3 separate regions of the Homo sapiens genome follow, and all the other regions are linked to region 3. Evidence: chromatin loops called from intact Hi-C (ENCODE). Cell type or tissue: B cell. All regions are shown on one strand.

Evidence for each region. Peaks named below come from ENCODE experiments on the same cell type or tissue, not always from the same donor. Only the 100,000 strongest peaks of a DNase experiment are listed, where the experiment ranks them.
Region 1: a loop joins it to region 3, with 17 times the contacts of the local background. A loop is called at or near these places in 4 of 110 quality-filtered maps.
Region 2: it touches region 3 in a loop (3-fold over the local background); 2 of 110 quality-filtered maps call a loop at or near these places.

The regions. Positions count from the first base shown.
Region 1 is chr19:42,216,400-42,224,399 of GRCh38, reverse strand. It overlaps DEDD2 (death effector domain containing 2), which reads left to right and starts at 6,723. Exons shown (of 5, transcript NM_133328.4): 1 at 6,723-6,768; 2 at 7,355-7,720. The coding sequence starts at 7,393. ZNF526 (zinc finger protein 526) reads right to left here and starts at 4,088. Exons shown (of 3, transcript NM_133444.3): 1 at 4,013-4,088; 2 at 95-185; 3 at 1-13. RefSeq lists silencers at 4,090-4,239, 7,136-7,235, 7,246-7,305, 7,387-7,592 and enhancers at 4,612-5,487, 5,488-6,364. In B cell, no CTCF peak of the experiment used is centred here; DNase peaks (open chromatin) are centred at 4,199, 6,579, 7,579 and 7,886; H3K4me3 peaks cover 3,491 bases; H3K27ac peaks cover 4,382 bases.
Region 2 is chr19:42,393,509-42,401,508 of GRCh38, reverse strand. LIPE-AS1 (LIPE antisense RNA 1) reads right to left here and starts at 4,361. Exons shown (of 3, transcript NR_073180.1): 1 at 4,285-4,361. It overlaps LOC101930071 (a long non-coding RNA gene), which reads right to left and starts at 4,381. Exons shown (of 2, transcript NR_126041.1): 1 at 4,285-4,381. RefSeq lists enhancers at 3,293-3,976, 3,977-4,660, 4,515-4,674, 4,695-4,834. In B cell, a CTCF peak has its summit at 23 (motif pointing right); DNase peaks (open chromatin) are centred at 28 and 4,448; H3K4me3 peaks cover 2,049 bases; H3K27ac peaks cover 1,670 bases.
Region 3 is chr19:42,072,283-42,080,282 of GRCh38, reverse strand. It overlaps ZNF574 (zinc finger protein 574), which reads right to left and starts at 4,117. Exons shown (of 2, transcript NM_022752.6): 1 at 3,997-4,117; 2 at 1-1,696. The coding sequence starts at 1,676. RefSeq lists silencers at 3,698-3,777, 3,788-4,047 and enhancers at 4,418-4,537, 4,758-4,807, 4,888-4,957. In B cell, no CTCF peak of the experiment used is centred here; a DNase peak (open chromatin) is centred at 4,282; H3K4me3 peaks cover 2,300 bases; H3K27ac peaks cover 3,385 bases.

The DNA of each region.
Region 1 (8,000 bases), 140 kb before region 3:
GGGAAGGCAGTGCCTGGAGAAAGAGGGGCAGGAGCCAGTGAGACAGCAGGAAACCAAGGGGAGGTGGAATTCTCTTGCACATCCCACTACTCACCAGCTATCGCTCAGGAAGTCTTAATCCACTGTTTCTGCTTCAGTCTTCCGTGATCCCATGTCTCTGAAGCCTACACACACCCCACGGCAGCCTGCAGGAGAGAAACACCACTCAGCCCAGCCTCTTTTTTTTTTTTTTTTTTCTTCTGAGACAGAGACTTGGTCTGTCACCCAAGCTGGAGTGCAGTGGCACAATCTTGGCTCACTGCAACCTCTCGCTCCTGGGTTCAAGCTATTCTCGTGCCTCAGCCTCCTGAGTGGCCGGGACTACAGGGGTGTGCCACCATGCCTGGCTAATTTTTGTATATATATATATATATATATATATATATTTTAGTAGAGACAAGGTTTCACCATGTTGGCCAGGCTGGTCTTGAACTCCTGACCTCAGGTGATCCACCCGCCTTGGCCTCCCAAAGTGCTGGGATTACAGATGTGAGCCACCACCCCGGCCAACAGCCCGGCCTCTTTTTTTTTTTTTTTTTTTTTTTGAGATGGACTCTTGCTCTGTTGCCAGGCTAGAGTACAGTGGCGCAATCTCGGCTCACTACAACCTCCACCTCCTAGGTTCAAGTGATTCTCCTGTCTCAGCCTCCCGAGTAGCTGGGACTACAAGTGTGCGCCACCATGCCCAGCTAATTTTTGTATTTTTTTGTTGTTATTGTTGAGATGGAGGCTCGCTCTGTCGCCCAGGCTGGAGTGCAGTGGTGCAATCTCTGCTCACTGCAAGCTCTGCCTCCCAGGTTCAGGCCATTCTCCTGGCTCAGCCTCCCGAGTAGCTGGGACTACAGGCGCCTGCAACCACGCCCGGCTAATTTTTTGTATTTTTAGTAGAGACAGGGTTTCACCGTGTTAGCCAGGACAATCTCAATCTCCTGACCTCGTGATCTGCCCGCCTGGGCGTCCCAAAGTGCTGGGATTACAGGCATGAGCCACCACGCCCGGCCAATTTTTGTATTTTTAGTAGAGATGGGGTTTCACCATGTTGGCCAAGATGGTCTCGATCTCTTGCCCTCGTGATCCGCCTGCCTCGGCCTCCCAAAGTGCTGGGATTACAGGTGTGAGCCACCACACCCGGCCCAGCCAGCCTGGCCTCTTTACCGAGAGGGCCAGGCACACCTTTTCTGAGAATACCATAGCCTTTGCCTGCGTGCAGCTTTCTCTTTGTGCAATGCTTTTCCTCTGCCTCTTACATATACACACACAGATACACCCAAGTGTTTAAAAACACAGGCCCTGGAACCAGACTGCCCTTGGCTTGAATCTGAGCTCTACCACTTACTTCCTCTGAGGTTGTCTTCTTACCTGTAAAATGGGGCTAAAAGTAGTACTGACACAAAGTCCCTGGTACTTGTAAAGGTCAGCTGTAACCCTGTGTAGTTCTCCAGAAAGATTGTTTTTAGACCCTAAGTCTTTGATGTTGCTATTCCCTTTGCCAAGAAACTTCTCTCCTCTTTTTGTCTGACAAACTCCTACCCAGCACCTTTTGTGAAGCCTTCTCTGACATCTCTACATCCTCAGGGTTCCTATGGTATCCTGTGCCACCTCTATCATGGCAAATATCATGAGTTTGGGGTGGCATCTCACTGTTCCTCACTGGACTGAGAGTTTGTGGGTCTGATTCATTGTGGAGGCTCCAGTCAGCAACAAAACCTCTGAGCAGGGACAGGAATTTTAACTTTCAAACTTCCCTCTATATGCCCCATCTTCCCTTCTACGTATGTGGGCTCAACCCCACCCAGGCCCCTTCACACAGCAGGGACTCAGAGTACACTCAACAAATGACTGCCTCCCTCCCAGGCCTAGCAGCTAATTTTATGAATTCAAACCCACCTTCTTTACCTCTTTTTCACCTAATCTATTAGTGCCAGAGGGCAGGTGGAGTCTGGTTTACAGCCTTGCATATAGAAGTTGCTCATATTGCCGGGCGCAGTGGCTCACGCCTGTAATCCCAGCACTCTAGGGGCCAAGGCAGGCGATCACAAGGTCAAGAGATCGAGACCATGCTGGCCAACATGATGAAACCCCGTCTCTACTAAAAAAAATACAAAAATTAGCTGGGCGTGGTGGTGCACGCCTGTAATCCCAGCTACTTGGGAGGCTGAGGCAGGAGAATGGCTTGAAACCGGGAGGCGGAGGTTGCAGTGAGCTGAGATTGCGCCACTGCACTCCAGCCTGGAGACAGAGTGAGACTCTGTCTCAAGGAGGAAAAAAAAAAAAAAAAGTTGCTCATATTAAGCACCTAGACGGTAGCAGTTTAGCCTGCACATCACTGAAGCACGTCCAGTGCCAAGAACAATGTCTAGCACACAGTACATATTTAGTGACTGAGAAATGCTCCCAGGCCAGGTGTGGTGGCTCACATCTGCAATCCTAGCACTTTGGGAGGCTAAGGTGGTTTGATCACTTGAGCCCAGGAGGTGGAGGCTGCAGTGAGCCTCCCTTGGGAAGTGAGACCTTGAGAGGTTTTTTTTTTTTTTTCCTCCTTTTGAGACAGGGTCTCACTCTGTTGCCCAGGCTGCAGTGCAGTGGTGCGATCTTGGCTCACTGAGGCCTCCACCTCCTGGACTCAGGTGATCCTCCTGCCTCAGCCTCTTGAGTAGCTGGGACCACAGGTATCTGCCATCATGCCTGGCAAATTTTTATTTTTATTTATTTTATTTTACTTTTTTTGAGACAGAGTTTCTCTCTTTTTGCCCAGGCTGGAGTGCAGTGGCACGATCTCGGCTCACTGCAACCTCCGCCTCTTGGGTCCAAGCGATTCTCCCGCCTCGGTCACCTGAGTAGCTGGAACTACAGGCATTCACCACCACGCCTGGATAATTTTTGTATTTTTAGTAGAGATGGGGTTTCATCATGTTGCCCAGGCTGGTCTTCAACTCCTGACCTCAAGAAATCCACCCACCATGGTCTCCCAAAGTGCTGGGATTACAGGTGTGAGCCACCACACCTAGCCCCTGGCTAATTTTTAAATTATTTGTAGAGAGGTCTCCCTATGTTGCCCAGGCTGGTCTCGAACTACTGAGCTCAAGCAATCCTCCCACCCAGGCCTCCCAAAGCGCTGGAATTAGAGGTGTAAGCCACTGCCTGGCCGACCCTGAGTTTAACTGTCCCTATGCACAGTCCATTTCTACCAGACCAACTTCCCCATTAGACTGTGAATTCCCAAAACACACAGCCCAGTACAGGGCCCTGCTTTCAGTTAATGCCCAATACATACTCCTTGAGTAAATTATTCACTAAAGGAGCTGGAGCTAAACTTTCCTTATCTACTATTCCAATCCCCTTCCTAATTTTTGAGTTGCCAGGCCCCTGCACACAACAGCCATTCCACAAAGGACCTTCCTGGAAGTAGGCAACCAGGGGCCCGAGAGTTCCATTTTTCCTTGATTACAGCCCCATTTCCAACAGAGAACTCCCCTAGGGCGAGGCCCAGTGCCTGCTGCAAAGCTTGCACAAAGCAGGTACCCAATAAATGTCTACGAGGTGGCCCGGGAGACTTGAAATTTGCCCTTTCCTCGTCTACGATTCTTTCTCCCACTCTTGAATTGTGAACTACTTAGGGAAAGAATGGGGGTTTTTCACACAGTATATCAGTAAGTCTTTCCAGGAAGGAACCCACTAGGGCCCTGGAAATTCAACTTTCCCGCTTTACAACGCTTGTCTCCTACCAGACTGAGCTCCTCGGCAGGGTGAGAGCTCGCAGCAGTGGGTGGTGGGCGAGTTCCAGCGTAGGCTCCCGCACACTAAAGGAGCCCCAGGGCACACAGGAAGGAGTGCTCTCCTTCCAGCCCGCGCCGCTCCCGCCCTAGCGCAGGCCCCAAGGCTCTTCGATCCCTGCAGACCCCTTAGTTTTCCTTCCGCCCCCTCCGTCCGCCCAGCGTTCTCTTCCCAGTCCAGCCCCGCGCGGCGCCCTCACCCGTTTCTCTTATCTCCTGCAGCCCCTGCCGCTCTTGACACAGACCCTCGGCTCCAGGCGTGTGGGACCCCTCACTATCCACACCTCCCATTGGGCGGTGCCCTTACCCGTGGCGACCAATCAGAGCCTGCAGCGCAGGGCACGCGACCTTGCGCCTGCGTGTTGCCACACAGGCGGGGCTCTGGGAGTTATCCACGCACACATCTTCGCCCTGTGGGCGGGGCTCAGGGCGAGGAGATGCGCCTGCGCATTTCTCTGGGTCGCTCCCGGGCTAAGCGTCGGCAAGTTCTGTAGAGAAACTCGGGCAACCTTTGGTGAGCGTTGGGCCCATGGAGTGAACTGGGCGGCGGGAGACCTTGACAGAGATGTCATTTCAAAGCTGAAGAGACGGAGCATTTCTGAGAGTACAGCTTTAGAGCCCGACACACTTGGAGTTATTCTCCTCTCCGGGCCTCTGTTTTACTGGTGTGAAGTGAGCTTGAGTCACAGCCACCTCAAAGATTGTTTAGGGGATTGGATGATATCACACATGCACAGCGCTCATACACTGTAGGCGCCCACTACAACCCACTTAGCAAGACAGAATCCTTCACAGTTTGTTAAATTGCTTTCCTATTCTCCCTACTCTTCGTTTGATTTAATGATAGTCACTTACCAGGCCCCCTTGTGAGTTTAGCCCAGGACTATGCTTCCGTAGCTTACCATTGCCATCCATTTGTTTCACAAGTAGGGAAACTGAGGCCCAGAGAGGGGAAGGGATTTCTTGGAGGGTTTGTTTGTTTGTTTGAGACGGAGTCTCACTCTGTCGCCCAGACTGGAGTGCAGTGGCACGATCTTGGCTCACTGCAACCTCCGCCTCCCGGGTTCAACCGATTCTCCTGCCTTAGCCTCCCGAGTAGTTGGGATTACAGGTGTCCACCACCACGCCCGGCTAATGTTTGTATTTTTTAGTAGAGACGGGGTTTTGCCATATTGGTCAGGCTGCTCTCGAACTCCTGATCTCAGGTGATCCACCCGTCTCGGCCTCCCAAAGTGCTGGGATTACAGGCGTGAACCACCGCGTCCGGTCTTGTTTGTTTGTTTGAGACAGAGTTTTGCTATTGTTGCCCGGACTGGAGTGCAATGGCGCAATCTCGGCTCACGGCAACCTCCGCCTCCAGGGTTCAAGCGATTCTCCTGCGTCAGCCTCCCGAGTAGCTGGGATTACAGGCATGCGTCAGCACGCCCGGCTAATTTTGTATTTTTAGTAGAGATGGGGTTTCTCCATGTTGGTCAGACTGGTCTCGAACTCCCGACCTCAGGTGATCCGCCCGCCTCGGCCTCCCAAAGTGCTGGGAATGCAGGCGTGAGCCACCGCACCTGGCGTTTGTTTGTTTCTTGAGACAAAGTCTCGCCCTGTGGCCCAGGCTGGAGTGCAGTGGCACTATCTCTGCTTACTGCTCCCTGGTTCAAGAGATTCTCTTGTCTCAGCCTCCCAAGTAGTTGGGATTTCAGGCGCGTGCCACCACATCCGGCTAAGAACAGACAGGGTTTCATCATGTTGGCCAGGCTGGTCTCGAACTCCTGGCCTCGTGTGATCCGCCCACCTCGGCTTCTCAAAGTGCTGGGATTACAGACGTGAGCTACCGCGCGCAGCCGATTCTTTTGAATTCACTGCTACAGCTCAGGCAGAGCCAGTACTGGGCCAGTGCTAGGCAGGACCCAGATCTCCCGACTCCCAAGAGGAGTTAATTGCGGGGGTGGGAAGAGGTCCAGGGAGGGGACTTGTCTCAAGTACATGCAGGTCCTGACCTTGAGTCACCTAAGTGGGGGGCGTGGCGACCGTCACACCCAAGGCCCCGCGGTAAGGGGACACGCATACACCACAGCCTAGACTCCCTGACAGACCCTCTCTAGTTGTTGCAAGTTAGGGAGCGGGTATCTGGGCGACCCTGGAGGGCAGAGATTGGAAGGGGTTACGGAGGGGCCGTTTTGGCTCTGGGTGGAGACATCTGACTGTGATGGGGGTCGTGATGGACGCCATCGAGATGTACACAGTCGGAATGGAGGGTTCTGTTGCCGCTTGGAAGGAGGTATCCGTCCTGAACGTGAGATGAGGGAATTCTGGTTTTGATCAGGGGAAGGAACTTATAGACTGCGGGGGTGGTGGTGGGGGGGCGGGATTTCCATTTGGGATCACGAGAGAGCACAGTTGAGATGTAGATCCCTGGTTGTCACTAGAAGTGAGGGACAATCTAATGGAGGAGTGCCCAGGACCAGATCATATAAGGCCTGGGAGTTTACTGGGAGACGGGAAAGTAGTGATTGTGTTACTTTGCCACGGGCAACTAGGGGCAGTGGTGATGTGGGCGTCTAGCTCGTGATCAGGAGGGGGCTGTAGTTTATGAGATGAGTAGTTACAACTACTCGTGACGTGGCGCTACATGGCCCCGGTGGCTTGAGTCACGGGCAGGAAGTAGGGACCTGGAACCGGGTACCAGATACAGCCCAAGAGGCGGCGTGCTCTCGCTCTGCGCAAGCGCAGCACTCGCGAACCAAGATGCTTCGGTTGGGGGCAGGTCAAGCGGCCCAGGAAGGGCGGGGCTTGGAGGCCTCGTTCTGCGCATGCGCCGAAGGGGCGTGGCGGTCGCACCTGCGCGAGTTGGGGGAAGGAGGAGGGGCGAGGTGACGCAGGCGTAATAATAGAGAAGGTGCCAGAAAGATCCAAAACAAGTGGCTGCGGCCGTCGCCCAGGAGTCATCGGACGCCAGAATCTGGTGAGGATCCAGAGAGGCCTAATGGTGACTGGTGGCGGGTAGACAGGACCACCTGGGCTCTGGGGAGCGGGCGGGGCCGCCCTTGCAGGGCGAGGGGGTCGGGTTCGGACGGTACCACCTGTGTGGAGCAAAGGGGCTGCCTGGGTCGCTCCTCTGTGTAGGGGGCAGAGGGTCACTTTCGGGAGGTACCACTTGCGTAGAGCCGGGGGACTCATCAGACGGTACCGCTGGACGGAGAAAAGGGGCTCGTCTGGGCAGTCCTACCCAGAGTCAGGGGCAGTCAGCAGGGAGCCCCGGGGTGGGCCCCGAGGCTTGTTTGGGCCGCATCGTTTGGTCAGGTCCGGAGGCGAGCTCCGAACGTAGCACGGTGGTGGGGGCAGAAGCCGAGCGGGCTCCGGCGTCCCGACCTGTTCTTAGGGGACCTCGGGCGGGACCATTCCCTCCCGGGGGAGGGGGAGGCCGAGGCGGTTGGGGGTGCGGGAGCGGCCCTGCCCGGCGCGATTGGGCGGGGGAGACGCGCTGGCGGTGTGGGGTTCGGGCCTCCGCGTCGCTGACCACTGCCCCCTCCCCGCTGTGTGGGTTCTAGGCCGGGTTCTGAGCTTGTTCCGCCTCCCTCCCCCGGGAATGGCGCTATCCGGGTCGACCCCGGCCCCGTGCTGGGAGGAGGATGAGTGCCTGGACTACTACGGGATGCTGTCGCTTCACCGTATGTTCGAGGTGGTGGGCGGGCAACTGACCGAGTGCGAGCTGGAGCTCCTGGCCTTTCTGCTGGATGAGGCTCCTGGCGCCGCCGGAGGCTTAGCCCGGGCCCGCAGCGGCCTAGAGCTCCTGCTGGAGCTGGAGCGCCGCGGGCAGTGCGACGAGAGCAACCTGCGGCTGCTGGGGCAACTCCTGCGCGTGCTGGCCCGCCACGACCTGCTGCCGCACCTGGCGCGCAAGCGGCGCCGGCCAGGTACGGTTGAATGGGAGGGTGTCACACTTCCTGGGAGGAAAGGGCCTGGCTCCCGCTGGGCCTCCCTGGTGCCCTGATACGGACAGTGCCATATCAGGCAGCTTATGTCCCATTCTGCTACTCTCTCTTCCCACAATATCAATGAGCAACATAAGAGGAAGAAAGCATGGCTTTGGGAATTTGGCCACATCAGTGATGATGATTTTGGCCACTGTTTACGGAGGGCTTGTTTCATGCCAGGCACAGCTGTCAGCCCTTCATATGAACTAGTGCCTTATAG
Region 2 (8,000 bases), 320 kb before region 3:
GCCTCTCTCAAATACGGTGGGGTGTTTGCCCACCAGGGGGCAGCATCGGACTCAAGCGGCTGGGAACCAAGAAACCTGGAATGAGGGGTATGGGGGACTGGATTTTTGGGACCAGAAGGGAGTGGACTCCTTGGTAACCCGGACCCACCTCCCCTCGGACTTCATCCAGGTACACTGCCAGGAGATGCTGGGTCCTCAGCTCCTCCCCTTGAAGACCTTCGGTTAGCTGGACTCACCCTGGTCCCAGGGAGACCAGGCTCAGCATCCATCAGGGGGATATAAAAGTTAAAAATAATCTCTCGGGTCTCAAAGGCTCCAGTGACCCAAACACCCTACAGAACTGGAGCAAAGTTAGCAGGAAATCAGAAACAAACTGGCGCTCAAAATACTGTAAATGCAGCCGGGCACGGAGGTTCACGCCTGTAATCCCAGCACTTTGGGAGGCAAGACAGGAGGATAGCTTGAGTCCAGGGGTTTGAGACCAGCCTGGGCAACATAGACCAGTCTCTACAAAAACATTTAAAAATTAGCCGGGCGTGGTGGCACACTCCTGCAGTCCTACCTACTCAGGAGGGTGAGGCAGGAGGATCACTTAAGCCCAGGAGTTCGAGGTTGCAGTGAGCTATGATCGCACCACTGCACTCCAACTTGGGCAAGAGTGGGACCCTGTTTCCAAAAAAACAAAAACTGGAAATGCAAGCTCTGTCCAGCTGTGACAATCAACTCTTGGACCAACTCTCTGGCCCCTTGTAAGCCCTGAGTTTGGAGTTGAGATGATTTATACCCAAGACATGCCTTCAAAGGGCTTCTGATCCTGGATTCAGAGAGGGTGGAAGAACAGACACAGGCTGTCACAGTCCCCAGGGGTTCCACCTGTGGTAGTCAGGGAGGGCTTCACAGAGGTGGTGATCTGAGCTTGACACTACAGGATGAACAAAAGTCTGCTAGGAAGAAAAAACATGCCAGGTTGTGAGAGCCAGCTGGCAGTGATCAAAGCTGCCACCTGGCTAGAAAAAGCTTCCACCTGACCAGAAGGTCAGGTGCAAAGTGGGGAGGGGCGTGAGGGGCCTGGAGTGGTCAGCAGGAGCAGGGCCTGAAGAGCCTGGAGTACGATTTGGACTAAACTGGAGGGCAGTGGGGAGCCACAGGAGCACTTTGAGCAGGAAAGGGCCAGGGTCAGCTCAGGGCACTGAAAGATCCTGCTGGGACACTGGGGGATGGACAGAAAAGGGCAAAACTGGAGTCCTACAGGCCAAGGAGGATGCCTGAGCTGGGGCAGGAGCCGTAAGGGTAGGGAGTGTAGGTGTAGCATCCCAGAGCCATAAAAGGTGGGAAGGACAGCACCTACTGATGAGGTTACAGGACAGCAAGGGGACAGAGATGACACCCAGGTCTGGCCATGGAAGCAGGTGGACAGTGAAGCTGTCTCTTCAATGGGAGGAGGCTCAGGTGTGTGTGTGACAGGTGGGACCTGTGGAGGGCCATTCTGGACATGGTGAGCTGGAAGGTCTCAGGAAGACAATCCAGGAGACAACAAGGGTCAGAAGTGCAGTCTGGGGCTGGGTGTGGTGGCTCACACCTGTAATCCCAGCACTTTGGGAGGCTGAGGCGGGTGGATCACCTGAGGTCAGGAGTTCAAGACTAGCCCAGCCAACATGGTGAAACACTGTCTCTACTAAAAATACAAAAATTAGCCAGGTGTGGTGGTGCACGCCTGTAATCCCAACTAACTGAGAGGCTGAGGCAAGAGAATCGCTTGAACCTGGAAGGCAGAAGTTGCAGTCGGCCGAGACTGCACCACTGCACTCCAGTCTGGGCAATAGAATGAGACTCTGCCTCAAAAAAAAAAAAAAATGCAGTCTAGGTGGAACCAAGGGACTAGAACCTTTCCAGGAAGCCTGGGCAGGTGGGACAAGCAACAAGAGGGCCAGGACAGAGACAGCCCTGAGGATCACACCCCTAGTAAAGGGGTGGGCGGGGGTGGGCAGTGGAAGGCAAGGCTGGCGGGTTCTAAGGAGCAGCCAGAGAGGGAGGAAGCTGCCCAGGAAGGAGGATGTAGGGTGAAGGGAGTTTCAGGGAGTGGACCAGGTCAGATGAGGATTGAAATGTTACCCTCAGGTGTCAGCAATGAGCAGGTGACCTCAGTGACCTTGTCCAGAGCCACTGCAGGGTCATGGCCGTTAGGCAGCCAGACATAGTGGGTTGAAGAGGGAGTGGAAGGTAAGGGATTGAGCCAGTGGGCGCCACAAGAGAGCCTGATACAGGGCACATGTGTTTAGAGATGATGGACATGTTTGAATGCTGGAGGAGTGGGAGAGACTGAAGATGCAGAAACAAGAAAGCCGTTTCCTCACGGGGTGCGAAGCAAGGGATCCTCAGCTCAGAGGTCCTCGTTCACCCAGCAAGTGACTTCTGAGTCAGGGCCTGTGCTGGGGCAGGGAGCTGTAGCCCAGAACTCTTCCTGAAGGTCCAGATCCACTGGCCTGAGTCACCACTCTCCTTGTCCAACTCATAGAACCCCTTGGTCACCTCTGTCAAAACAGTCACTACCCATCAACCTGCTCCTCTTTTCCTGTCCCCACCTCAGAGATGGCTCCACTGTCCTCCAGACTAGAGCTCTGGGTCTCATGCTGGACAACCCCTTGTCCCATAGCCCATCAATCCCCACTTTCTGTTCTCTCTGCCTCCTGAATCTCCTTATTTATTTTTCTTTCTTTCTTTTTTTTTTTTTTTTTTTTTGAGATAAGGTCTCACTCTTGTGCAGGTTGGAGTGCAGTGGCACCATCTTGGCTCACTGCAGCCTCGACTTCCCGGGCTCAAGTGATCCTCCTGCTTCAGCCTCCTCAGTAGCTTGGACCATAGGCATGCACCACCACACCTGGCTAATTTTTCTTTTTTTTTTTTTTATTTTGAGTCTCACTCTGTGGCCCAGGCTGGGGTGCAGTGGCGCGATCTCAGCTCACTGCAACCTCCCCGTCCTGGGTTCAAGCAATTTTCTGCCTTAGCCTCCCGAGTAGCTGGGATTACAGGTGCCCACCACCAAGCCTGTCTAATTTTTTGCATTTTTAGTAAAGACAGGGTTTCACCATCTTGGCCAGGCTGGTCTTGAACTCCTGACCTCGTGATCCACCCGCCTCGGCCTCCCAAAGTGCTGGGACTACAGGAGTGAGTCACCGCGCCTGGCCACACCTGGCTAATTTTTTGTAGAGATGAGGCTGTCACTATGTTGCCCAGGCTGGTCTTGAACTCCTTGGCTCAAGTGATCTTCCCGCCTCAACTTTCCAAAGTGCTGGGATTACAGACACGAGCCACAGCACCAAGCCTTGCCTCCTGAATCTCTATCTTATCCCCTCGGCCTCTTCCCTGATCCAGGCTCCACTCTCTCCTACCTGAATCCCTGCCAGAGCCACCTCCTGGGCTACTGGCTTCCAGTCTCATTCCTCCAGTTCTGGACCAACTATGACCTTGTCCTCCACTACTCTCAACCCTTCCATGGCTCTCCACTACCCCCTCACCCTCAGGACAAAGTCCAAGCTCCTCAGCCTGGCCTCTGCTCATCTCTTCGGCCTCCTCCAGCCTTACAGTTCCCCTGCTGGCCATACAGACTTGACTGGCCTTCCGCTTAGGCACCTGCACGCAGTACTGCTCCTGCATGCCTCCCTGTCTTTGGTCACGCTGAAACACCCTCCCCACACCCATTTTGCCTGGCATCTCCACTTTGCCTGGCACCTTCTGCTCCTCCAAGATCCAGCTCCAATGGCCCCTCCCCTGGAAACCCTTTCCCGACCACGCCAAACTCAAAAAAGTCTCTCCTGGGCTCCCACCGTCTCCGCACACCCATGCCCATCAACGTCCATCCTCCCATCTGACCCGGGCTCCTTGAGGGCACGGCCCAGGCCTGACTCATCTTGGTCACCAGCATCGCCCAGCACGAGGCTTGGCACACCAGAAGCCTCAGGAAATGTTTGTCTAACTAATAGGTGGGAGAGTGTGTGAGTGAGTGGCTAGACGAGGGAATCCGTGAGTGAGAGAATTGAGGGCAGGAAGGGCAGAACGGATGAAGGAACAGGAAGGCAGGAGCAGACGAGAATCAGGCTTAGGGTGGGAGGAACGGATGGATGAATAACAGATCCAGTATCCCGGTCTCAGTTTCTCCAAGAAAGCAAGATGGGTTCGCCGGGACTGAGCTCCTCCCCCCTCCGCCTCAAGCCTCACTAAGCCTCACGGTTTTCCACCCGAGCTATGTGCAGAATCCTAATACTAGGCGTGCTGGAAAGGGCTTACCCGGCCAGACTCGGAGAACCCGTTCCCTCGCGAGCCCGCTCGGGCCTCTGCGGAGTGGACCAGGATTCCGATCCCTCAGGTTCCGGGTCTATTGGCCGACTGACTGGGCCTGGCAGAGACTGGCGTCTCCGAAAGCCTATCGCTGCCCGAGTTGGGCTGTGGGCCCCGCCTACCAGGCAAAGGGTCCTGAGTGGCCCAGGGAGGTAGAAGGCCGAGTGTCCATTGGCTGGAAGATAGTGACTGACGTCATGGATAGCTTTCGCCGCCAGACTCCAAAGAAGCGCCTCGCGTGTCGGACCCGCCTCCGGAGGGACTGAGTCGGGGTGGGAGCCCTGGGCGTAGACGGTCGCAGAATGGTCGTGAATGGAGTTTCTGGCCCCACATACCTAGGCTGTTTGCTGACCCGATCCTTGGGTCTTGAGGAAGGTTGGGGATTTGAGAGTTCAGACTCCTTGGTTCTGAAGGAGGAGAAGTCTGGGACCCGAGGAAGGAGGGACTAGGGGCCCGGACTCCTGGGTCAGAGGGAGGAGGGGGCTGGAAACCTGAAGGTTTGGTGTCTAGGAGCGGGAACTCCGGGATCTTGAGTCACTCGCCCGCCCAGGGATGACAGGTTTGGGGTTCAGGATTTTATGAGGCTATTTATGGGAAGGGAGCCAGGCCTTACCCCCAGGCAAGTGTTCTGGGTAATGAGGCGGAGCTTGTAATGGAGAGGGAGAAGGAAGAGGCTCAGGGGAAGCTCTGGCCTGGATATGCCCTTTCCTCATCCCGAAAAGGGAAGTCAGAGGCAGGTGCTGTCTGCAAAAGGAACCCAGAGCTAGAGGAGACTGGAGACTCACGTGAGACTAAGAGAAAAATAGAGATACCAAAGGGGAGATGGCAAAAATAAAACAGTAATAATAACAGAGCTCTCTTGTACTGAGTTTACTGTGGCCTGGTTCTGTGCTGAGCATTTTACATAATTATCTCATGTCTTCCTCGCCACAGCTCTGAGAGATTGGATTATTATTAGTAGTATTATCCCCAGTTTACAAGTGAGAAAATTGAGGCCTAGTGAGGGAGAATCCAGATACAGATGTAAAGATACAAGAGAGACACAAAACATAGATGGAGATAAACAAAGAGTTACAGGCCCAGAGAGAAAAAAGAAAACGCAGGCAACAAACAAAAGGAGAGGGGCTGAGAGCTGGGACTCCTGGGGCTGGGGAACTGGAGAGCTGGGGACCCGGACTCCTGGGTCCTGGGGAAAGCAGGTCCAAGGATGGGGTCTCCCAGATATTTTCTCCCGTGAATCCACGATACTAAGCTTGTCCAACCCTTCTGACTGTGGGCGTGAGCCTGGTTGGGGTCGAAAATAGTGATTAGGAGGTGCACTTGCATCATGAGCCTATTAGGAGGTGATAAGAACATGATTCATGGCGGTCTCCTTCGCCTGGAAGGGACCTTTCCCCCATGGCCTCTGTTCTTTGATCTGGACAGATCTGGCCTTCTCTGTCCCTCCCCATCACTGCATCTCGGTCACTCAGAACTGTCACTGAGGCCCATTGTGGAGGCAGTGGGCCACCTTGGGGCAGCAACAGCTTTCCTGGTGGGGGTCATCTCTCTGGGTCTCTCTGCTTTCCCCCAGACCCTGAACCGACCAGAGGTCCTGGCACATTGCAGGGGCTCAGGAAATGCTCATGGAATGAATGGACAGAGATCCCCGTCTCTGGGCAGCTCTTCCTCTGTCCCAATCCAGCCATCGTTTTTCTGTGTCACCATCACGTCTCTTACCCTCTCCCTGGCCTCACTGGTCCCCTCCCACCTTCCCTTTCAATCTCCTGTTTCTCCTTGAGCCACTGGGCCCACTATCCCCATTAGGGAGAAACCAAGGCTCATCTTGGAAGGATCTCTCCCAGGGGTCACCTATGGGATGTTATGTAAGGGAGTGGCCTCACAGCTGAGAGAAGGGTTCTCAAGATTCCAATTATAGACACACTCCCAGCACCTCAGAATCAGAAATGCAAGATCACACCAAACACGTGCCATCACAATTTGTGTTAGATTTGATCTTGCATTTGCACCCACACAAAGAATCACACACATGCAGCAATATAATCACCTACAAGCACAAACACAAATATAGGCACACAACCACAGAATCGCCCGTGATCACAGCACACAAGAAATATCCTATTCCACATGCAAAACAGACACCCCAGCGATGCAGTTACATGGCCAGTCACTGAGAGGCCACTCATCCAGCTCCTACCAGGAGGACCATGAGCAAAGACCTGGGTTAATTCCCTACTGTATCCCCGGCAACCAGAAGAACACATCATCGTCATCAGCAGCAGCAACAAAAAATGTTTCCTATGTGACAGGCACAATTCCAAGCACTTTTTTTTTTTTTTGAGGCGGGGTCTCACTCTGTTACCCAAGCTGGAGTGCAGTGGTGCGATCTCAGCTCACTGCAACCTCTGCCTCCCGGGTTCAAGCGATTATCCTGCCCCAGCCTCCCAAGTGGCTGGGACTACAGGCACCCACCACCATGCCCGGCTAGTTTTTGTATTTTTAGTAGAGATGGGGTTTCACCATGTTGGCCAGGCTGGTCATGAACTCCTGACCTCAGGTGATCCGCCCACTTCAGCCTCCCAAGGTGCTGGGATTATAGGCGTGAGCCACTGTGCCTGGCCGCACTTTTTATTTAATGCTCTCTACAACCTTATTTGCAACAACCCATCTTATAGGTGGGAAAATTGATATCTGAAGAAGTTTAGTGACTTGCCCAAGGTTTCACAGCCACTGACAGGTGGTCAGAATTTGGTGGGTTTTGTTTTTTTTTTTTTTTGAGATGGAGTCTCGCTCTGTCACCCAGGCTAGAGTGCAGTGGCACAATCTTGGCTCACTACAGCCTCCGCCTCCTGGGTTCAAGCAATTCTCCTGCCTCAACTTCCCAAATAGCTGGGACTACAGGCACATGCCACCACACCTGGGTTTTTGTGTGCGTTTTTAGTGGAGACGGGTTTTCACCATATTGACCAGGCTGGTCTTGAACTCCTGAACTCAAGTGACCTGCCTGCCTCAGCCTCCCAAAGTGCTGGGATTACAGGTGTGAGCCACCGTGCCCAGCCAGCAGTCAGAAATTGAACCCAGGCTGGGCATAGTGGCTCATGCCTTTAATCCTGACACTTTAGGAGGCCGAAGCAGAAGGATTGCTTGGGCCCAGGAGTTTGAGACCAGCCTGAGCAACATAGCAAGACTCCGTCACTACAAAAAAATTTTAGAAATTAGCTGGCATGGTGGTGCACACCTGTGGCCCCAGCTACTCAGGAGGCTCAAGTGGGAGGATCACTTGAGTCGGGGAGGTCAAGGCTGCAGTGAGTCCTCCCACTCATTGCACTCCAGCCTAGGGAACAGAGTGAGACTTTGTCTCAATAAAAAAAGAATTTGAGGGTGGGCACGGTGGCTCACGCCTATAATCCCAGCACTCTGGGAGGCCGAGGTGGGAGGATCACCTGAGGTTGGGAGTTCGAGACCAGTCTGCCAAAATGGAGAAACTCCATCTCTACTAAAAATACAAAAAATTAGCCGGGCATGGTGGTGCATGCCTGTAATCCCAGCTACTCGGGAGGCTGAGGCAGGTGAATTGCTTGAACCTGGGAGGTGGAGGTTGCGGTGAGCTGAGATCACACCATTGCACTCCAGCCTGGGCAACAGGAGTGAAACTCCATCTCAAA
Region 3 (8,000 bases):
GCCTTGCCACAGTCCCCACACCGGTAGGGCCGCTCTCCTGTGTGTGTGAGCCGGTGGCGGGCCAGGTTGGCAGGTGAGTTGAAGGGCTTGGAGCAGTCAGGGCAGGGGAAGGGCCGCTCCCCTGTGTGTGTGCGCAGGTGGTTACGCACGTGAGACTTCTTCTTGAACATCTTGCCACAAATGCTGCATTTATGGCGCCGCTCCAGCCGATGCACAAAACGTTGGTGCCGGGTCAGCTGCAAGGCCTTTCCAAATTCACGGCTGCACAGGAGGCAGCGGTAGGTGCCTGGGGCAGCGGGCCCTGCTGAGGTCTCCTCAGACACAGGGGGCTCAGGGGCCTCTGGCTCTCCAGTCTCTGCTGGGGCTGGCTCAGGGAAACCAATGACAGGTTCCTCTGGTGGGACTGGTGTTGTGGGCAGAGGGACACCCCCTACCCCATGAGTACGCCGGTGATAAAGGAACTTGGTAAGGTTGACAAAGGTCTTCCCACATGGACATGAATGCAGAGGATTCGGGGTGTGGGCTCGCCGGTGGGCCAGGAGGAGGGCCTCTGTGCCGAAGGCCAGGCCACAGTCTACACACAGGAAGTGTGACTCGCTGCTATGGTCTCCAAGGTGCTGGTCCAGACTGGAAGGGCTAGGGAAGACACGACTGCACAGGGGGCACTTAAAGACGCCCTCCCGGTGACTCCGCAGGTGCTGCTGTAGCTGGTGGGGTGAGAGAAAGAGCTGGTCACAGGCTGAGCAGAAGAGCTCCTGTGTGGCTGCCCCGCCTGCTTCTCCACTGTTGTTCCTCCGGGCCCTGCGCCCCCGGCGATCCCGCCCAATGGCTTCACCATTGCGCAGCTCGTAACTGTGGTCAGAAGCTGGCAAGGGGTCAGGCTGAGACACAGGCACCTCTGCAGGTGACGAGGCCTGCACCTCCTGCTGTAAGGCAGGCTCCTGAGACTCGGGTACAGGAGCAGGGAAGTGAGTGGCCTGGTGCTCCAGGAAATCCGCCGGCAGCTGGAAGAGCTGGGAGCACTCAGAGCACTTGTAGAGGAGCAGCTCCACCTCAGTCACTACCTCAGTGGTGGTGGCAGCGGCAGATGGGACAGTCGCCCCTTCCCCACCCTCTTCTGCCTTTCGGTATGAGTGCTCCACAGCCACTCGGGCCTGGCCCACAGGAGGCCCTAGAACAACTGGGGACCCCAGGACAACAGGGGCAGGAGCCTTGGTGGGTGTGGCCCGGAGGTGCGTCTGCCGGTGGTTCAGCCAGAGCTCCTGGCTGGCAAAGAGAGCCTTGCAATCCACACACTCGTAGTGGATGGTGCTGGAGCTCAGGGGTGGTGCCTTAGGTGATGGCTCAGCTGGCACTGCCTCCTGGGGTGCCATCATCTTCAGGTGCAGCTCCTGGTGCTCCAGGAGCTGGCTGGGTGACATCAGCAGTTGACCACACTCCAGGCACTGGTACTGGCTCTCCTGCACAAGGGTCTGATAGAGGCCCGTGCCTGAAGCTGTGTCTGTGGCCACAGTGACTCCGGGATCAGCCACGCCCACCAGCTCAAAGTGCTGCTGGGGCACGTGGGAGTTTTGGTGCATAAGCACCTCTTCCAGTGATCCATACAGCTGGTTGCACTCAGAGCAGACATAGCGGTGCTCAATGTACAGGACTGTCTCCTCTGATTCCTCAGTCATGGCGGCAGCAAGGCCCTGGGCTGGAAGAGGAGACAGTGGGGACAAACCAGTTAGGTCACCGATTCCTCAGCTCTTCCCTTCATCACTCTCCACTCCTAATACCTTAGATCTACACCCCCTTAAGTTCTTCCTTCGATTTTTAAAATTCTGCCTCCCTCCCAATAATCCTTCCTCCCCTCAGCATAACAAACACCAAACACAAATCTCCCAGGCAGTCCCTTCCCCAGGAATTTACCCACAGTCTCACCTCTGTATCAACTTGCATCAAACTCCACCCACCAGATCCTTGTAACCTGTCCAGTCCCCTCATCTCCCACACCTCACAGTGGGCCCCACAGTTCCGCCCAGCACATGGGAACCTCCACTCAGACCTCCTTCCACTGACTCCTTTTCTTACCAACTCACCTCACCCCATTCCTCTCCAAGGTACCCAACTGAAACCCCATATAGGCCTTCCCCACCTGTTTCTCCCAGCCACACCCCTCCCATGGCCTCTGCTCCTTCTCCCAGGTTCTCAGACTTCTTTTTACACTCAGACCACTCAAACTGCCCAATGCCCCACCACTCCACTTTCAGCACTGTACAAGGTGCCACCCCTCCCCTTTACACGCAACCCCTGCTACCCACCAACTCTTCCTCAGGTGCCCAGATTCCTCACGTCAAACTATATCCCTTCCCCCCAGTCAAATTTTCTCACACTGGCCTAACCCATCTCCACACCCAGACTTTGCCCACCTTAACCACTTCATGATACGCAGCCCTGTTTAATTACTTAACCTCCTCTACAAATCAAGGCCCTCTCCTACAACCCTAACCCCCTATCCAGAATACCCAGACCCATTTTCACAAAAGCCTACTCCTCCCCGCTTCGGACCTAGGCCCTTCCACCACCCTAGCTCCTGTCTCCAGGGTATCTATCCACTCTTTACATTCATCACCTCTTCTTTGTACCAAGACCAAATCGACAATTCTAATCCCCTCTGAGATACCCAGATCCCCTCTTCCCATTGATTTAAACCCTTCCTGTTCATACACAGCCACTCATTCAGGGATGCCCATACCCTCATTTTATATCAACCTATGCCTCTCTTGCAAACAGAGCCCCCCCTCAAATCCATCTCAGGAATATCCAGATCCTCCTCCACATTATTAACCTAATCTTTTTTAATTTGCTAGAAGACCCAACCCACCCTAACCCATTCTAGGGATGCTCAGACCCTCCTCTTCGTAGCAACATAACTCCTCTTCTTTGTGTAAAGATCCACACACCCATCTTTCACAATGGCTTAAGCTCCTTTTACACACACCCCTCGTGCTGCCCAAACCCCCTTTAGGGATACCCGGACCTCCTATTCTCATACAGAACCTCCATCACCACCTTAATCCAGCACAGACCCCTCTTCCTCACACTCAAGCCCCTCTCACCAGCCTCCTATTCTGGGGGTACTCAGACCCCCCAGCGTCTTAGCAACCTCTCAGTCTCATTCCAGGAATTCCCAGGCACCCCTCACTTTAGCACACAGATCTCTCCCACCCTACTTCCTCCCCTTCCAATAACCAAATCCCATCTTCACCTTGGCCTAATTACCTGTACTTAAAAAAGACTACCTTCCCCAGCTCATTCTAGGGACACCCAGACACCCTTTTAAAATACACTTAATCCTTCTTTGTACAAAGACTCCTTTCCACGCATTCCAAGGGTACCCAACCTCCTGACACATTGGTTTAAGGCCTCTTCACATTAATTTAACCCCATCCATTACAACTGGACCCCTCCTTAGCTCTAAACCGTTCCCTTGGGGATATCGATTTCCTAATGTCTTCACACCAAAACCCCTCTCACCGCCCCAATTCTTTCCAGGAAGAACTAGATATTTTTCCCCTGCATTAACTTAATTATCTTTCTCACGCCCTAAGCCCCTAACTGGGCACCCACGTGCCGTCTAACCGGCCCAGCCCCTTCGTCCTGGACTTGCCACACCACCAAGTCCTTTACCCCAAACCCTGGGGAGCCGCGGAGCCCTCTTGGGACAGCTCTGAGGCCTCCCCTTCCCGCCCAGGTGCCCCACCAAAGCCTCAGCCCGAGCCCCGCCCCTCCTCACTCAGCCCCGCACGCGACTCCAGGCCCCTTCCCCACCCGCCGCTCCAGCCCGGCCCCCGCCCGGCTGCCCGCGCGCCGGGTCGGCCGTTGGTGCCGCTCCGCCCTAACTGCCCGGCGCGCACCCCCTCAGGCCCTCAGTGCGCAGGCGACCTGGCAAGAGGAGGCCGCGGCGGCAGGGAGCGCAGCCCGGCCGGCCTCTGCGCGCCCGCTCGCGCTCACCTGCTTCCGCCGTCTCGCACGCCCCGGGCCCGGGCCACGGCTCCCCTTGCACGGCCACCCTAACGCTGCGCCCGCTCTAGCTCTCGCCGTCGCCTCTCGCCTGCTCCGTAGCCTCGCTCTCGCCCCCAGCTACCCTCAGCAACGCCCCTCCCACCTTCCTCCTCGGCCGCCGCACGGACGGCCGGACGCAACCAATCATTGCCCGCTCGGGCCCTGCCGTTCGGCCAATCGACGTTCATGTCTCTGAGGCTTGGGCCAATAGTGAGGAGCGTCGAGATTCCCCGCAGCGCCCAACCAATCCTTTAGCGTCGTTCCCTCACCGGTCAGCCCTCGGGTGGATAGTGCCCGCCCCTTTAATCCTCCTTAGAGGATGCTCCTCCTCCTCCTCGACTCCGCCTCCGACGGCTCCAGAGGGGAACTCTGAGCGGAGGGCGGCGCGATGACGTTAGGCGGCGGAGCGCGGCCGCGGGCGCCATTTTGGGGACGCCGTGAGGGAGTCAGCGTTGGGGACAGGGAGAGGGAGGAAAAGAGCCTGGGAAATTGAGGCACGCGGCACCTTGAGGGCTGGAGCGGGGGAATGGAGGCACGGGAACCTTTGTGGTTTCCCCGAGGGTCAGAGGGAGAAAGTGAAACCACTTAGCGCGATGGGGAGAGGGCAAACTGCATGCAGCACCAGTCACATGGAGAGAGAAAAGGGAAACCAAGGTTCCAGACTCACTTTATTAAAAGGAGGGGAATGAAGGCAACAGGAAGAAACAGAGAAAAGACCGAGGGGACTTTTGGGAGGTGGAGAGAGGAGAAATGTCATAGGGGAAGCAAGGAGAGCGAGGATATGGAGAAAAAGAAGCAGGGACAATTTCATTGGAAGAAATAGGGAGTGTGGTGGGTAGAGGACCTGAAGGACAATCGGGGTGAGAGCCTGAAGGAAGTGAGCCGGTAACGGGCGGACTCCACTCCACCTCCTTCCGGGGTGACTCTGACCCTTACACCTCGAGATTGGGGCCCCATGTGTCCAAGGGGCTCTGGCCATTCCTACTCACCTCGTTCCTGCGCCCCTCAGGGCCTTGGGAGGGAGTTGCCCCAGTACTGTTAGAAACGTTTCCAGGCTGGGCGTGGTGGCTCACGCCTGCAATCCCAACATTTTGGGACGCTGAGGCGGGTTCACTTGAAGTCAGGCATTCGAGACCCACCTGGCCAACCTGGTGAAACTACCATCTTTACTAAAAATACAAAACATTAGCTGGGCGTGGTGGCTCGTGCCTGTAACCCCAGCAACTCGGGAGGCTGAGGCTCGAGATTTGATTGCACCCAGGAGGCCGAGGTTGCAGTGAGCCGAGATCACGCCACTGCACTCCCGCCTGGGCGACAGAGCGAGACTCCATCTGAAAGAAGAAAAGAAACATTTCCAGACCTACTCCTTGAACCCAAACACAGAGGAATTTCAACTTATCGGATGAGGAAACTGACTCTCAGAATTGTGTTATTTATTTACTTACCTGAAGCCACTATGGGATGCGTCTCACAGTGAGACCCGGGGCCAATTCTATGGCCATTTGGTCACTAGATGTCCTAACCTTCTCATGGATTAAATTCCCTAACACCAGGCATGTATAGTTAAAACAGATTCCCGGATTGGAATCCTGGTTCTAGGGCAAGTCAACTGTCCTGAGCCTAAGTTTCTAATCTGTGAAATGGGGCTAATAACAGCCCCATTTCATGTGAGCCCCATTTCATCTCATGTGAGGCAGAGAGTAAAAGACATCTAGGAGTTACTCATTTTATTTTTATTTTATTTTATTTTATTTTATTTTATTTTATTTTATTTTATTTATGAGACAGAGTCTTTCTCTGCCGCCCAGGCTGGAGTGCAGTGGCGCGATCTCGGCTCACTGCAACCTCCGCCTCCCAGGTTCAAGCGATTCTCCTGCCTCAGCCTCCTGAGTACCTGTGACTACAGGCGCTCGCCACCACGCCTGGCTAATTTTTGTATATTTAGTAGAGACGGGGTTTCACCGTGTTGGCCAGGATGGTCTCAATCTCCTGACCTCGTGATCCACCTGCCTTGGCTTCCCAAAGTGCTGGGATTACAGGCGTGAGCCACTGCACCTGGCCTATTTTTAAAATTTAATTTAATTTTTTTTTTTTTTGAGATGGAGTCTCACTCTGTCGCCCACCGCCCAGGCTGGAGTACAGTGGCACGATCTCAGCTCACTGCAACCTCCGCCTCCTGGGTTCAAGTGATTCTCCTGCCTAAGCCTCCTGAGTAGCTGGGACTACAGGCAGACACCACCACTCTCGGCTAATTTTTGTATTTTTAGTAGAGACAGGTTTTTGCAATGTTGGCCAGGCTGGTCTCGAACTCTTGACCTCAGGTGATCCACCCCCCCACCCAGCCTCTCAAAGTGTTGGGATTACAGGCGTGAGCCACTGCGCCCAGTCCCTAATTTTTTTTTTTTTTTTTTTTTTTTTTTTGAGACAGTCTAGCTCTGTCACCCAGGCTGGAGTGCAGTGGTGTGATCTCAGCTAACTGCAACCTCTGCCTCCCAGGCTCAAGCAATTTTCAGCCTCCTGAGTAGCTGGGATTACAGGCATACACCGCCATGCCCTGCTAATTTTTCCTAGTTTTTGGTAGAGATGGGTTTTTGCCACATTGGCTGGGCTGGTCTCGAACTCCTGGCCTCAAGTTGATCCATCTACCTTGACCTCCCAAAGTGCTGGGATTACAGGCATGAGCCACCATGCCCGGGTTTTTTTTTTTTTTTTATAGAGATAGGGTCTCACTATGTTGCCCAGGCTGGTCTCAGAACTCCTGGGCTCAAGCTATCCTCCTGTCTTGGCCTCCCAAAATGGTGGGATTACATGTGTGAGCCACTGTGTCTGGCCAGTTGTTATTTTTATTAGTATCTCCGGGAGCCTAATAATAATAACTAACATCTCTTGAGTGTATTATGACGTGCTAGGTATTATGCTCAATGCTTACATGCATTACTCAGTTTAATCCTCTCAACAACCCTATGAGAGAGAAACTGTCATGCTGACTCTACAAAACATCGAGGCCCCAGAGAAGTAACTAGTCGTAGTTCCCATAGTTAGGAAGAGTCAGGATTCCAACCCAGGAGTTGACCTTACAGTCTACATTCTTGGCCCCCAGGCTCACCTGCCTGCCAGGCAGGAAGTTCAAGTGGTTGCATGTTGAAGGGTTGAATGCAAGAAGTGGAGGAAAGAGTTGGTGGAAATTAGTGAGCTAAAGCTAGGCTCGGCCTGCTCTGAAGCAGTCTGGGTTTGCCCTTAGGGCAAAATCACCTGGGGTAGGTGACAGAGAAGTGGAAGCCATGCTCAGTTTTTGACAGGCTGTGTGACCTTGGGCAGATTCTTGCTTCTGCTGAAACCTCCTTTTCCCCACTTGAAAATCTGAGGATCAGGCTGGGTGCGGTGGGTCACACCTGTAATCACAACACTTTGGGAGACCGAGACAGGCCGATCACCCGATGTCAGGAGTTCAAGACCAGCCTGACCAACATGGAGAAACTCCGTCTCTACTAAAAATACAAAATTAGTCAGGCATGGTGGTGCATGCCTGTAATCCCAGCTACGCGGGAGGCTGAGGCAGGAGAATCACTTGAACCCCGGAGGCGGAGGTTGCAGTGAGCCAAGATGGCGCCATTGCACTCCAACCTAGGCAACAAGAGCGAAACTCCATCTAAAGAAAAAAAAAAAAGAAAGAAAGAAAAAATAAAAGAAAAGAAAACCTGGCCGGGTGCAGTGGCTTGCGCCTGTAATCCCAGCACTTTGGGAGGCCGAGGCAGGCAGATCACGAAGTCAGGAGATCGAGACCATCCTGGCTAACATGGTGAAACCCCGTCTCTACTAAAAATACAAAAAAAGTTAGCCGGGTGTGGTGGTGGGCGCCTGTAGTACCAGCTACTCAGGAGGCTGAGGCAGGAGAATGGTGTGAACCCAGGAGGCAGAGCTTGCAGTGAGCCGAGATCATGCCACTGCACTCC